Regions from separate parts of the Homo sapiens genome. Here region 1 is linked to region 2. A link is a contact called in ENCODE Hi-C or POLR2A ChIA-PET data. All regions are on one chromosome and are shown on one strand. Each heading gives the region's core, a stretch centred on a gene start or an enhancer-like site at or near the end of the contact. The rest is flanking DNA. Distances are from core to core; before and after follow the strand shown.

Region 1 (6,854 bases), core at 3,753-6,252, 89 kb after region 2:
CCTGGGCAGCAGAGGTTGCAGTGAGCTGAGATTGTGCCACTGCAATCCAGCCTGGGTGACAGTGACTCACCTCAAAAAAAAAAAAAAAAAAAAAAAAAAAAAGGCCAGGCGAGGTGCCTCACGCCTGTAATCCCAGCACTTTGGGAGGCCGAGGCGGGCGGATCACGTCAAAAGATCGAGACCATCCTGGCCAACATGGTGAAACCCTCATCTCTACTAAAAAATACAAAAATTAGCTGGGCGTGGTGGCATGTGCCTGTGTTCCCAGCTTCTCGGGAGGATGAGGCAGGAGAATTGCTTGAACCCGGGAGGCAGAGGTTGCAGTGAGCCGAGACTGCGCCACTGCACTCCAGCCTGGCAACAGAGCAAGACTCCGTCTCAGAAAAGAAAAAAAAAAGTGTGTGTGTGTTGCGGGGTGGGGGTAATGCTCCTGCCCTCAAAGAGTTTGTACTCCAGAGGCCGGGTGCAGTGGCCCATGCCTGTGATCCCAGCACTTTGGGAGGCAGAGGCGAGTGGATCATGAGGTCAGGAGATCGAGACCATCCTGGCTAACACGGTGAAACCCTGTCTCGCTAAAAATACAAAAAATTAGCCGGGCGTGGTGGTGCATGCCTGTAATCCCAGCTACTCGGGGGCTGAGGCAGAATTGCCTGAACCCGCAAGGTGGAGGTTGAGATCGCGCCACTGCACTCCAGCCTGGGCGACAAAGACTCCGCCTTAAAAAAAGTTTGTACTCCAGAAGGAAGCATAACAGACAAAATGAATGTATTTCGTAAAATCTAAGCACTGTTGATTTTAACATGCATCCTGATCAGAGATGTTAAAATGTGGCAGTCTTGGCATCAATTAAACATATTTCAATGTTATAAGCACTGTAATAGCTGTAGTGATAAGGCACTGTCCTGATGAAAACAGGCATGACTACCCCAGCCTGGGCAAAAGAGGGGACATTTCATAGATCAACAATAGCTAGTATGTACTTGAAGTTCTTTACACAAAATAATTCCTTTAGTCCTTACATCTCTATGAGTTAGGTATAAGGCATTTGAAAAATAAGAAGACAGAGGTAAGGCAGAGCAGTGATTTGCCCAGGGTTAGGCAGCTTGAGAGTGATGGAGCGAGGATGTAACTCCTGAACAATCTAGCTTGAGTCCATACTCAGGCTCTTCAAGATGCTGGAGCTGAACCTTAAGAATGAATTCATGCCAGGAGCAGTGGCTCACACCTGTAATCCCAGCACTTTGGGAGGCCGAGGCAGGTGGATCACCTGAGGTCAGGAGTTCAAGACCAACCTGACCAATATGGTGAAACCCCGTCTCTACTAAAAATACAAAAATTAGGCCGCCTGTAGTCCCAGCTACTTGGGAGGCTGAGACAGGAGAATCACTTGAACCCAGGAGCTGGAGGTTGCAGTGAGCCAAGATGGTGCCAGCGCACTCCAGCCTGAGCGACAGAGCAAGACTCCATCTCAAAAAATAATAATAATAATAATAATAATAATAATTCACTGGGCAGGTAAGGGAGAGGTCTTCCAGACAGAGGGAACAGCTCATACAAAAGCATGGAAACACAAAAAGACATGTTTTGGGAAGTGAGCTTAGTGGTGGAATCACAAGGAATGTTAACTAGATCCAGCTGGGACTAAACATTTTTTTCTTTTTTTTTTTGAGACGGAGCCTCGCTCTGTCTCCAGGCTGGAGTGCAGTGGCGCAATCTTGGCTCACTGTAACCTTTGCCTCCCGGGTTCAAGTCAATTCTCCTGCCTCAGCCTCCTGAGCAGTTGGGACTACAGGCGTGTGCCACCATGCCCAACTAATTTTTGTATTTTTAGTAGAGATGGGGTTTCACCACGTTGGCCGGGATGGTTTTGATCTCTTGACCTCGTGATCCACCTTGGCCTCCCAATGTGTTGGGATTACAGGCGTGAACCACCGTGCCTGGCCTACTAAACACTTTTATGGTTTTTTTTTTTTTTTGAGATGAAGTCTCGCTCTTGTCCCCCAGGCTGGAGTGCAATGGCACGATCTCAGCTCATTGCAACCTCCGCCTCCCAGGTTCAAGCAATTCTCCTGCCTCAGCCTCCCGAGTAGCTGAGATTACAGGCACCTGCCACCACGCCCGGCTAATTTTTTGTATTTTTAGTAGAGGCTGGGTTTCACCATGTTGGCCAGGCTGGTCTCGAACTCCTGACCTCAGATGATCCACCCGCCTCAACCTCCCAAAATGCTGAGATTACAGGCATGAGCCACTGTGCCTGGCCAGTTTTATGTATTCTTTAGACTAGTGGTTTCCAAAACTAAAGTTTTCTCTAAAGCTGTGGACCTTCTCCCCCAGATAATTTTACATAGAATGCAATATATAAAGCAGTTAAAAGCGGAGTTATTCTCTAACGGAAAAGTACCAAGGGCACTCCAATTTGGCCAGCTTTTGGGGTTGCACAGAAAAGTTTGAGAACCACTAAAAAGCCTGTTACCTTGAGTATGAGCTCTAAGCCAATGGCAAATCCTGGCTCTATCACTAAGTTGGAAACTTTGGACAAATTACTTAAGCTCTGTGGCTCAGCACCCTCACATGAAACATGAGATTAATAATACTCCCATATCCATAGGGTTGCAAGGAATGAACTAGTAAGCCACTTTCCCACAATTCCATGACTATACATTGATTAGACCTCTTCTTCCCCTTTAACTCTTTACTCATCCTTTAAACCCATTTCCCTTCTTCCTGAAGTTTCCCGATATCCTTAGTGTGCGACAGATAACCCTCCTGTTTCCACAGCACCTGTTACTTTATACTACTATTGCTGTAGCAGTTCCCCTTTTCCTGAGTTGGGGAATGTATCCTTTCTTTGTCTTTGTCCTATGTAGAAAATTAAAACTGGCAATGCTGTCAATGCAAGTGCTGGGGCAACTGTAGACAGACATGTCCTGGCCCTTGAGAAATTAGTATCTAGGTAGAAGGCAGCAGAAAACAAGGGACTGGCTGTCTAGGTGAAAAAAGTGGCAGGAACACAGGCACACAGATCTGAGTTGTTAGGCTAGAGTAGTGCTGTCTATCACTGCAAGCAAGCCACAGATGTCATTTTAAATGTTCTGGTAGCTCTATTAAAAAAAGAAACAGATGAAATTAACTTTAATGCATTTTATTTAACCCAACACATATATTTCAACATGTAATCAGTATCAAATATTTTTGACATATTTTACATTTTGTGTGCTGTCTTAGAAATCTGCTGTGTATTTTACACTTACATTACATCTCAATTGAGACTAGTCATATTTCAAATGAGTCCTATGTGACTAGTGACTTCGGTACTAGTAGTCCAGGGCTAGAGGAAAATGTTCATACGGAAGAGTAACAGAGGTTCAAGTTGGAGGTAGGGGTCAAACTAGAGGGGGTCTGAATGCCACTAAAGAAAGTGGAAAGCCTTTGAAGGATTTTGAGTTGATTGTAAAGTTAATCTAGTGGTTAACACAGGATTAAGAGACCATCCTTAATGCCACTGTAGCAATCCTTCCTTCATTTCATTGAGGCTGTTCCACTCTGTCACAGCTTATCACTGGTGGTGCAGACTGCTTTTCCAAGCATGTACTTTTGTACCTTACCAACGGGTCTGGTAGGTAGTGAGGACTGAGCAATCAGGACAGCAGTATGCAGATGCTTCCCTCTTCAGATGACACACTCTTAGGCATGGCTGGGCACTAAAAAAGGTCCTTTGACAATGTTGGTGAAAGCTGAGATTCAGCCAGAGTATCAAACAGTGCGGATTGATGTGCCACAGGTACAATGTCAAGTATGACTCAGAGGACAAATTATCTAGATCCTTCTAATAATAGCATGTACCCCAACAACTGGATTCCTTAGTATTCTTCAAAATCTGAGGTAAAATCACTCTCGCTTTAAAAGATACCAACTTCACCCCTTCCTCTCTTCCCAACTCCCTCCTGCTTCCTTAAGGATCCATGCCAGCTAGCAGGTAAACCAGAGACTGACTTGCTGACATCTTCCTTACCTTATTCCTCAGGTATACATCCTAGGCAGGGAAAATTTACAGAATGCATCCCAGCCTGATTCTGGAAGAATGAGAAAGTTATCTGAGGGCTCCCAAGGGCCTCCTGTGCATACCATCTTTATCTTCCAACTTAGAACTAACCAAATTCAGTCTTTTTGTGTAATGAAAAAAGGATAAGCTGGGCACAGTGGCTCACACCTGTAATCCCAGCACTTTGGGAGACCGAGGCGGGAGGACTGCTTGAGCCCAGGAACAAGACCAGCCTGGGCAACATAGCGAGACCCTGTCTCTATACAAAAATAAAGAAGAAAAAAGGATGCAGGAAATTAGCAATAGGATAGCCAACACCCTCACTAAAGCATCAATTTCCATATGATGTTAAGTACCAGGTAGAAATCTCTCTGACTTTAAGGAGCTTTGGACACAAAAACTTTTCCTTAAACAAGCCATTTATTTTCTAAACATGGACTTCCACTAGTTGTGTAACTCTCCTAGAATTCTAGCCAATATTTAATAATTGTTGCCACACTTTTGTATTTCAACTTAAGTATTTTATATTATTAAAAACTACCAATTATCTTAACAAACCTGCACATGGAGGGAGAGGTATATGAAACTCAGCCCACTAACTAGACCAAAATCCTCCTCAATGACACTAAGGTTGTAATACTAAAAAGTCCCAATCACCCTCCCAGGATTCTATTAAAGCAAGCTGTGGTTAACAGACAAGATGCCTTTTTCGTCATCATTTTCAAAAGCATTGTCACTTTTTTTCCAAGACACAACTTCTTTGAACCTGTTTCATAACCTATCATATAAATACCAGCCTCAATACTGCTATCAAGATTAAACAATGAACAAAAAAGTGTTTTATAAGTAAGAGTGGACAATGTGAGTTTTTATTGTTTGGCTCATTAGAAATGTTCTTGGCCATCTCATGCAGGAACAGCTGGAGGAAATGGAAGAACGCCAGAGGCAGTTAAGAAATGGGGTGCAACTCCAGCAACAGAAGAACAAAGAGATGGAACAGCTAAGGCTCAGTCTTGCTGAAGAGCTCTCTACTTATAAGTCAGTTTCTGCTGCTATACAAATCTCATCTAATACTGGCTGAGGGGATGGTGGGAGGGCTTAGGGAAAATTTTACCTTAGAATCAAAAACAAAAAGAGGATTTGGGAAATGATTTTCAAATTGTGCTTATCCAAAAACACATGGAAAATGGCTCTCTCTTTTTAAAGGGCTATGCTACTACCCAAGAGCCTGGAACAGGCTGATGCTCCCACTTCTCAGGCAGGTGGAATGGAGACACAGTCTCAAGGTGATCTTTGTGAAGAGAAGAGTGGTGTTTGCATTGTTACTGCTTTCCTAACAATACTAATTAATGCCTTAAAAACAGGCCGGACGGGGTGGCTCACGCCTGTAATCCTAGCACTTTGGGAGGCTGAGGAGGGTGGATCACCTGGAGTCAGGAGTTCAAGACCAGCCTGGCCAACATGGCAAAACTCCATCTCCACTAAAAATACAAAAATTAGCCGGGCATAGTGGCAGGCACTTATAATCCCAGCTACTCAGGAGGCCAAGGCAGGAGAATCGCTTGAACCAGGAGGCAGAGGTTGCAGTGAGTCAAGATCACAATACAGCACTCCAGCTTGTACAACAGAGTGAGACTGCCTCAAAACAAAACAAAAACCCAAAAAACAAAAACAACAAAAAACCCTTGTGTGCCTAATGACAAGGGGATAACCCAAACCTCCAAAACGCCTGAGTCAGGCATTCAGAGTTCATTTGGAATGTTTGTTTCTAGTAGGACTCAAAATATGCCCTGATTATCACCATGAATTCTGTGGCATCTAGGCTTTGGGCATCTTGTTTCCTCATCCTACCCTACCCACCTGCTATTCTCAGTTTTCCTTATAATAGCAGAGAAAGCAGTTGTGCTATCAAAAATAATAAACATATCTATCCATTAAGTTCCTTATATAATATTCAAAGGCTGTGGTTTTGGGTGGAAGCAGAGATGTTCATGTTACACAGACTTACTCTTTTTTTTTTTTTTTTTTTTTGAGACGGAGTCTTGCTCTGTTGCCAGGCTGGAGTGCAGTGGCGTGACCTCTGCCTCCCGGGTTCAAGCGATTCCCCTGCCTCAGCCTCCCAAGTAGCTGGGATTATAGGCACGCACCACCACGCCTGGCTAATTTTTTTGTATTTTAGTAGAGACGGGGTTTCACCATGTTGGCTAAGATGGTCTCATCTCCTGACCTTGTGATCCACTTGCCTCGGCCTCCCAGAGTGCTGGGATTTCAGGTGTGAGCCACCATGCTTGGCCTAAACAGACTTAACTTTTAGACACTGACAAAACTGAAGGCATCTTTCTGACCAATCACCTACTCAGGATCCCTCCCCCAATGTTTTACCAGTATATTCTGATAAAAGTTCTAGAGTCCGTGAAAGAAACTAAGGATAAAAGAAAGTCCGTGTCAAGTTGTACATTATACAGATGCCTATAAATTTTATTCATTTCCTAAGCTTACATCAAATTCACAACTTTCTTTTTTTTTTGAGACAGTCTCGCTCTGCCACCCAGGCTGGAGTGCAGTGGCACGGTCTCAGTTCACTGCAACCTCCACCTCCTGGGTTCAAGTGATTTTCCTGCCTCAGCCTCCTGAGTAGCTGGGACTACAGGAGCATGCCACCACGGCCAGCTAGTTTTTGTATTTTTAGTAGAAACGGGGTTTCACCATCTTGGCCAGGCTGGTCTTGAACTCCTGACCTTGTGATCCACGTGCCTCAGCCTCTCAAAGTGCTGGGATTACAGGCGTGAACCACCGCGCCTGGCCCACAAGT
Region 2 (6,935 bases), core at 3,695-6,194:
TCTGGAGGACACTGAGAGTCATTTCTACTCTCCATCCTCTTGCATGAGGCCATTTGCTTTGCCCACTCCCTCCTTTCCTGGTTTTCTAGGCTGACTTTGTGAATCTCTTTTTTTCTGGCTATAAAATAAATTTTCATGGTAGAAAACATCTAAAATATAGGAGAAAAAAAAATCCTAGTCCTGCCACATAGAGATATTAAAGAATGTTATTAGTGATTATTTCCTTCTGGTCTTTTGCTATGCTTGGAGTGATAATACGTTTATGGTTTAAGTCATACTAAATGCTGTTGATTAATTAGAAACAGGGTCTCACTCTTGTCACCCAAGCTGGATTCCAGTGGTGCCATCATAGCTCCCTGTAACCTCAAGCCTGTAAACCTCCTGGACTCAAGTGATTCTCCCGCCTCAGCCTTGCAAAGCACTGGAATTATAGGCATGAGCTACTGTACCTGACCATGATTTTTATTTTATTTATTTATTTATTTTTCCAAGATGGAGTCTTGCTCTGTCGCCCAAGCTGGAGTGCAGTGGCACAATCTCAGCTCACTGCAACCTCCGCCTCCCAGGTTCAAGCAATTCTCCTGCCTCAGCCTCCTGAGTAGCTGGGATTACAGGTGCCTGCGACCACATCCAGCTGATTTTTGTATTTTTAGTAGAGATGGGGTTTCACCATGTTGGCCAGGCTGGTCTCAAGCTCCTAACTTCATGTTCCACCCACCTGGGCCTCCCAAAGTGCTGGGATTACAGGCATGAGCCACTGTTCCAAGCCTCCTGGCCATGATTTCTCTCACGCCTGTAATCTCAGCACTTTGGGAGGCCAAGGCAGGCAGATCACCTGAGGGCGGGAGTTCGAGACCAGCCTGACCAACATAGAGAAACCCCGTCTCTACTAAAAATACAAAATTAGCCAGGCACAGTGGCGTATGCCTGTAATCCCAGCTACTTAAGACGCTTAGGCAGGAGAATTGCTTGAACCTGGGAGGTGGAGGTTGCAGTGAGCCAAGATCACGCTATTGCACTCCAGCCTGGGCAATGAGAGCAAAACTCCATCCCAAAAAAAAAAAAAATTGAGGGGTTGCACTGTATAGTATTCTACCATAATTATCAAAATCTAACTAAGCTCTTTTTTTTTGGAGACGGAGTCTCACTCTGTCACCCAGGCTGGAGTGTGGTGGCGTGATCTCGGCCCGCCACAACCTCCTCCTCTCAGGTTCAAGTGATTCTCCTGCCTCAGCCTTCTGAGTAGCTGGGACTACAGGCGCCCCACCACCACACCCGGCTAATTTTTTGTAATTTTAGTAGAGACGGGGTTTCACTGTATTAGCCAGGATGGTCTCAATCTCCTGACCTCGTGATCCGCCCACCTCGGCCTCCCGAAATGCTGGGATTATAGGTGTGAGCCACCACGCCCGGCAATCTAACTAAACTCTTATTAGACATTGAGGTTATTTGGTTTTTCACTGTTAGAATGATGTGACAGATGTGACAGATGTCTTCATGCATAAGCCTTTGCACTTAGGTTTATTTTCTTAAACTAACTCCCTAAAATGAACTTACTTGAGTCAAAAGATGAATGTGAAAGCTTTTGACAAACATTTCTTAGAAAAGCTGAGCCAGCTTACCTTACCCTACTGGTATATAAGAGAGTTTTCAGGCTGGGCGCAGTGGCTCACGCCTGTAATCCCAACACTTTGGGAGGCCGAGGCAGGCGGATCACTTGAGGTCAGGAGTTCAAGACCAGCCTGACCAACATGGAGAAACCCCGTGTCTACTAAAAGTACAAAATTAGTCGGGCGTGGTGGTGCATGCCTGTAGTCCCAGCTACTCGGAAGGCTCAGGCAGGAGAATCGCTTGAACCTGGGAGGCAGAGGTTGCGGTGAGCCAAGATCACGCCATTGCACTCCAGCCTGGGCAACAAGAGCAAAACTCTGCCCCCCCTCCAAAAAAGGGGGGGTTTTCTTGCAGTCCCACCACCATCATTAAAATCTCTCTTATCTGTCTTGTCCAGGCTGACTTCAAAATTTCTGAGGAGTGCATCGCACAGTGGAAGCAAACCAACTTCATGACCAAGCTGGGCTCCATTTCCTGTAAATCGCTGAAAGGGGGGAACATTAGCTAGCCAGCCCAGCATCTTCCCCCCTTCTTCCACCACTGAGTCATCTGCTGTCTCTTCAGTCTGCTCCATCCATCACCCATTTACCCATCTCTCAGGACACGGAAGCAGCGGGTTTGGACTCTTTATTCGGTGCAGAACTCGGCAAGGGGCAGCTTACCCTCCCCAGAACCCAGGATCATCCTGTCTGGCTGCAGTGAGAGACCAACCCCTAACAAGGGCTGGGCCACAGCAGGGAGTCCAGCCCTACCTTCTTCCCTTGGCAGCTGGAGAAATCTGGTTTCAATATAACTCATTTAAAAATTTATGCCACAGTCCTTATAATTGGAAAAATACTGGTGCCCAGGTTTTCTTGGAGTTATCCAAGCAGCTGCGCCCCTAGCTGGGATCTGGTACCTGGACTAGGCTAATTACAGCTTCTCCCCAACAGGAAACTGTGGGATTTGAAAAGGAAAGGGAAGGGAAAACAGAGAACCTAGTGGTCTACCAAGTGGTTGGCAACTTTCCCAATGTCTGCTTACTCTGAGGCTTGGCACTGGGGGCCAGGGCCTGCCCCAGGGCTCCTGGAATTTCCCTTGATCCAGCTAGGCTGGGACACTCCCTAAATCAGCTGCGTGTTGTTAGCATCAGGCAGAATGAATGGCAGAGAGTGATTCTGTCTTCATAGAGGGTGGGGTACTTCTCCATAAGGCATCTCAGTCAAATCCCCATCACTGTCATAAATTCAAATAAAATGTCTGAACAAGGGTGTCTGGATGTGAGCTGGACCATCTCAGGAGAGAACACAAGTGTGAGGCAGCTGCTGGCCCCTCACCTAGTCTGGGGTTCCTTTACCCTGTAATGGGGGGTGGGGGGTAGAAGATGGACAAGACACCTTAACAGTCCCTTTGGCAGTACTAGGCAGAAGAGGCCCATACTTGGGTCCAATGTGTGCAGCAGGCAAAACATTTTCCCTTCTAAATGTGGGCCCAGACCACTGCCCTGTCCCCCCCACATTAAGAAGCAGTAGCCACAGCCAAGTTTCAATCATTTAATTAACATCTTTAAATGAAACACAGTTTTCTTCATGTGTCTCACTCAGGCTTCAGGGCAGAGGGAATGGATTTTTAGACATATCAAAGACTCAAAAATTTAAAGAAATATATATATGTATATATATACTTCTAACATTTTATGGAAATTAAAAATCAGAGGCTTTTGGTCTCTCCATTTACTCTAGGTCAAGCTCATTTACCCCAGAGGACAAAGAAGGGCTGCCTCTTCTAGACCCTCCCTTCTCCTTTGTCCTCTGTCCCACCCAGCAGGGAAACAAGCTCAGAAGATCCTAACAGGATAGAGTTCCAGTAATGTTGGAGGAGGGAGAGGGAAAGAGAAGTCAGGTTCTCTCCCACCTCCAGCCATTCCCAGGTTGCTGCCAGGGCCTGGTTTCATGCAGCTTTGACCCAGTCCTGGATCCTAGGGGGTGGGGTAGATCAGGAGCTCTGAGCAGAACAGTGCTCACTGATTATCCTCTTTCCCCAACTCAGTGGGCAGGTGCAGCGTACACCCAGCAGCACTCTCCACTGCCCACAGGCAAGGGAAGAATATTGATTGATTAGCTACAAGGAGAAGACAGTAGTGACTAGTGGAAAACACCCTGGAGAGGGCCAGAGGAACCTGGCTCTCACCACATCCCCTCTGTTCCCAGCCTTGGTGAGGGGGCGGGGAGGTCATGTCAACCTCTCTCCTTGGTGGTGAAGCTAAAAGCAAGGTTCCTTGCCAGACTCAAGCCCAAGTCACTGTTAAGGAAAGAGGATCAAGAAAGAAGCGGTGGCCCTGGGGGGCAGCCACGCTGCTGTGGACCCACAGGGGCCAATGGGGAAGCCAGCTTGCCTAGACAGGTGGCACAGGCTGAAAATAGAAAGGTTAACATTCCCGGAGAGTACAGTAAGAGAGGCTGATACCTAGGGGACCACCACCCAGCCTGCCCTAGAAGCACTGGGTGCCCCTCATTGACTAGAGAAGACTTGAGTAAAATGCACCTGTGGCTTCCCATCCTTGTCACTCAGCGTTAGCTGCCCCCAGTGGAACCACCTGTGCTGAAAGGCAGCTGCAGAAAGGACATGCACCGAAATGAGGAGAGAGAAAGGTCAGAGAATGAAGTGTGGAGGGCCAGGCCTGGGCCCACTGCTCAAGGAAGCTCCCCCCCTCCAGATGCTCCCTTCCATCCACCTCCTCAGTGCTTGCTCAGCCCAAAGGCTCCTGCCTCTGAAGTGCTGGGGGCCCACCCACCCCAGTGTGGTCAAGGAGGCAAGGGGCAGGTGCTTGACACTGCCAAGTGCCCCGAGATGACTCTACTGCTCACCCATTTCTTTGGGCCCTGGCAGTCTCCTACTTGTCCCCAGCATGGAGCACCTGGCAGAACTGGAAGGCAGGAGGGTGGTTGGTGAGTTGAGGCACAGGAAGGCCAATCCCCTCTGCACCTTTTGTGCTTTGGAATTCCACAGCCCCACACCTGCCCCCAGCCTAGAGAAGCCTGTGGGAACACAATGACTTGGCCACCTTCAGGAACCAAGAGGAGTAAACTGGACTGGGCAGGAGGGCACAGACTGGTCCCAAGCTATGGGCTGACTGCCGGGGATGGATTCTGCTGCCATGTAAACAGGCCCTTGGAATGCAACTTCCTGGGCCCTGGAGGATGGCCATGCAGCCACTTTTCAAAAGTGCTTTGATTCTGGACTATAGTATGTGCATGGTTTGGACATGAAAAAAAATGAAACTCAGGTGAGGTGTCCTGCTCCCAACTCTGCAGCCTCAGGGCCAGCAGGGGGCGCAGCCACCCTCTCCCGCCAGCTACCCACTTCAAGATGAGGCTAAGGCCAAGACTGAAGCGGCAACTGCCAGAGGTGAACCCATTCGGGAAAAGGCATGAGCGCAGGATGACTCTGAGGACAGGAGCAACACCAGGCTTGCATAAGTATCGAAGGCCGTGGAGGTTAAGGCTGCAGGCGCCCTCTCTATTAGGTTGTGTCTGCTGTATCCTCTCGTCCTTGGAGCTGCTCGGGTCCCTGAGATTGTGTTTCTGGGATGGGTCAGCAGTGCCAGTGAGGTGCCTGGTGGTCAGGCCAGCTCTTTCTGTGAGTCTGGGGGAGAAAAATAAGAGACACTTAGCAAGGGGCCTCCTGGCTTGGTTCTGGCACTAGGAGCCCAACAAAGCATACCCTCACCCAACCTTCTTACCGCTTTGATTTACTGACAGTGCCCGCAGCACTGGGCTGGACACCCTACACATGTTCAGACACTATAATGTAGGTGTCACTGCCCCACACTTTACAATGTAGCTAGGAAGGGTAGGGAAAGAGGCAAAGTTGGAATTCAAACACAGTAGGCCTGACACTCACACACCATTCTCCTCTGGGCCCCAGCAAGGGTGACAGCTTGCCCTTCCCAGGCATTCTCAGACCAGAAAAGTTAAAGATCCAAGAACAAATCCCCCATGGCGGGACTTCAGATTCCTACTTCCCATCATCAGCAATGGGACCTCACCCTAGCACTGCCCACTGTACCTGAGCCCGGGAGGCCCATCTTCTCCTCTGGGCCCACCAGCTGCAGGACACCTCCATTCTCCGCCAGCTCCCTCTTAGTCCTGTCCTGGGTGTGAGGGAGCCCATTGGTGGGAGGAGCAGTAAGGGGCTCAGCTCGAGGGTAACTGGGGGAGGCGGGTGGGGGGACTCCCACAGACGGCTTGCGGGCCACAGGTGGGGGAGCCTTAGGTGACTTCTTTGGGGCCTGGGGTGGCCGCTGCTCTGAGATGCTCCGGAGTTCTGCCACCAGATTCCGCTGGAGGTCAGCCTGGGTCTCAGGGGACACGGGCCGCTCCAGCTGCAGCTTCCTAGAGCCCTTGGAGAAGATGAAACTGGCCGTTGAGGCAGGGGACTGGGGAGGCCGTGGCTCTGCCTCAGGCGGTCCGTTGGGCTGAGCACTTGAGAGGCCTTCACTGGCGGCCAGGCTGCAGGCCTTGAGTCGGACCGCAGCATGGAGCCCTGAGGAGGGGGCAGGCACTGGGCTGGCCCGCCCTGACAGGGCCCTTCGCAGTGGTTTCTGGGGGGCCGATGGCCCCAGTGCTGGGGTGGGAGCCCCTCCTGGAGCACCCACGGAGCGCAGCCGCACCATCTGCAGGAGCGAGGGCGTGACCAGGGGCGCACCTACGTCCTCCCTGGGAGGCCCACCACCCTTGCTACAGCCCACCGGTTCCTTCTGAGGGAGCTTGGCCACATGCCCTGGGGCGGAACTAGCAGGAGCTGGGGCTGGCGGAGCTGGAGGAGGGTCTGGGCTACCCGGGGGCTGAATCTGCAAAGCAGTAGCTGAGGAGGACGAAGCAGCCGGGGAGCTGACAAGCTCTGGGGAGCCTGAAGGGCCTGCAGGCTCAGGGCTGGCCACAGAGAAAAAAGCCTCCTCTGGTGGGGGGAAGTCAGCCATGGACAGGTCCTGCTCCTCAGGGGCAGGGGGTGGGGGAGGGGGCCAGTTGGGATCTTGGAGGGGCTCCTCAGCAGTCTCTGAGGCAGATGGTGCCTCCACAACCACCTCTGGCTTCTTAGTGGGTGGTGGGGGTGGATGATAAGATGGGGGTGGGGAAGGTGGGGGTGACTGGTCTTTGGAGATGACAGGAGACTCCTGCAGTGGAGTCAAGGTTGTCTGGGGAGTGGGAGGGGACTGAGGACTGGCGTCAGTGGTAGAAACAGGCCCAGGAACCACAGCAGGGGCGGCTAGAGCAGGGGCAGCTGGGTTAGGGCTCCTGGGCTTGGAGGGAGGTGGGGAGAAGGGGGCAGGCACCTTGGGGTGA

The links. A loop is a pair of places that touch in the nucleus more often than their neighbours do. ChIA-PET counts read pairs that join two places held with the same protein, here RNA polymerase II (POLR2A). Pooled maps may share reads with other maps.
Region 1: a pooled map shows a loop between it and region 2 (2.2-fold over the local background). The contact joins two enhancer-like sites. A Hi-C loop is called at or near these places in 1 of 50 pooled maps. POLR2A ChIA-PET finds 5 or more read pairs at or near these places in 12 of 52 experiments (A673, H1, HepG2 and 8 more).

The regions. Positions count from the first base shown.
Region 1 is chr1:32,682,484-32,689,337 of GRCh38, reverse strand. RBBP4 (RB binding protein 4, chromatin remodeling factor) reads right to left here. Exons shown (of 12, transcript NM_005610.3): 12 at 3,127-6,854. It overlaps SYNC (syncoilin, intermediate filament protein), which reads left to right. Exons shown (of 5, transcript NM_030786.3): 3 at 4,956-5,080; 4 at 5,249-5,328. Among named protein-coding and RNA genes, the nearest start is that of SYNC, 17 kb to the left of the region's middle. RefSeq lists an enhancer at 1-496. Within about 2 kb of position 5,002, at least 7 of the 41 ENCODE cell types and tissues checked have a DNase peak (open chromatin) inside an H3K27ac peak, as active enhancers do.
Region 2 is chr1:32,771,165-32,778,099 of GRCh38, reverse strand. It overlaps NHSL3 (NHS like 3), which reads right to left. Exons shown (of 7, transcript NM_020888.3): 6 at 5,659-6,935; 7 at 3,130-5,235. The coding sequence ends at 5,213. It overlaps YARS1 (tyrosyl-tRNA synthetase 1), which reads left to right. Exons shown (of 13, transcript NM_003680.4): 13 at 2,009-2,861. The coding sequence ends at 2,119. Among named protein-coding and RNA genes, the nearest start is that of NHSL3, 33 kb to the right of the region's middle. RefSeq lists a silencer at 4,798-5,092. Within about 2 kb of position 4,944, at least 4 of the 41 ENCODE cell types and tissues checked have a DNase peak (open chromatin) inside an H3K27ac peak, as active enhancers do.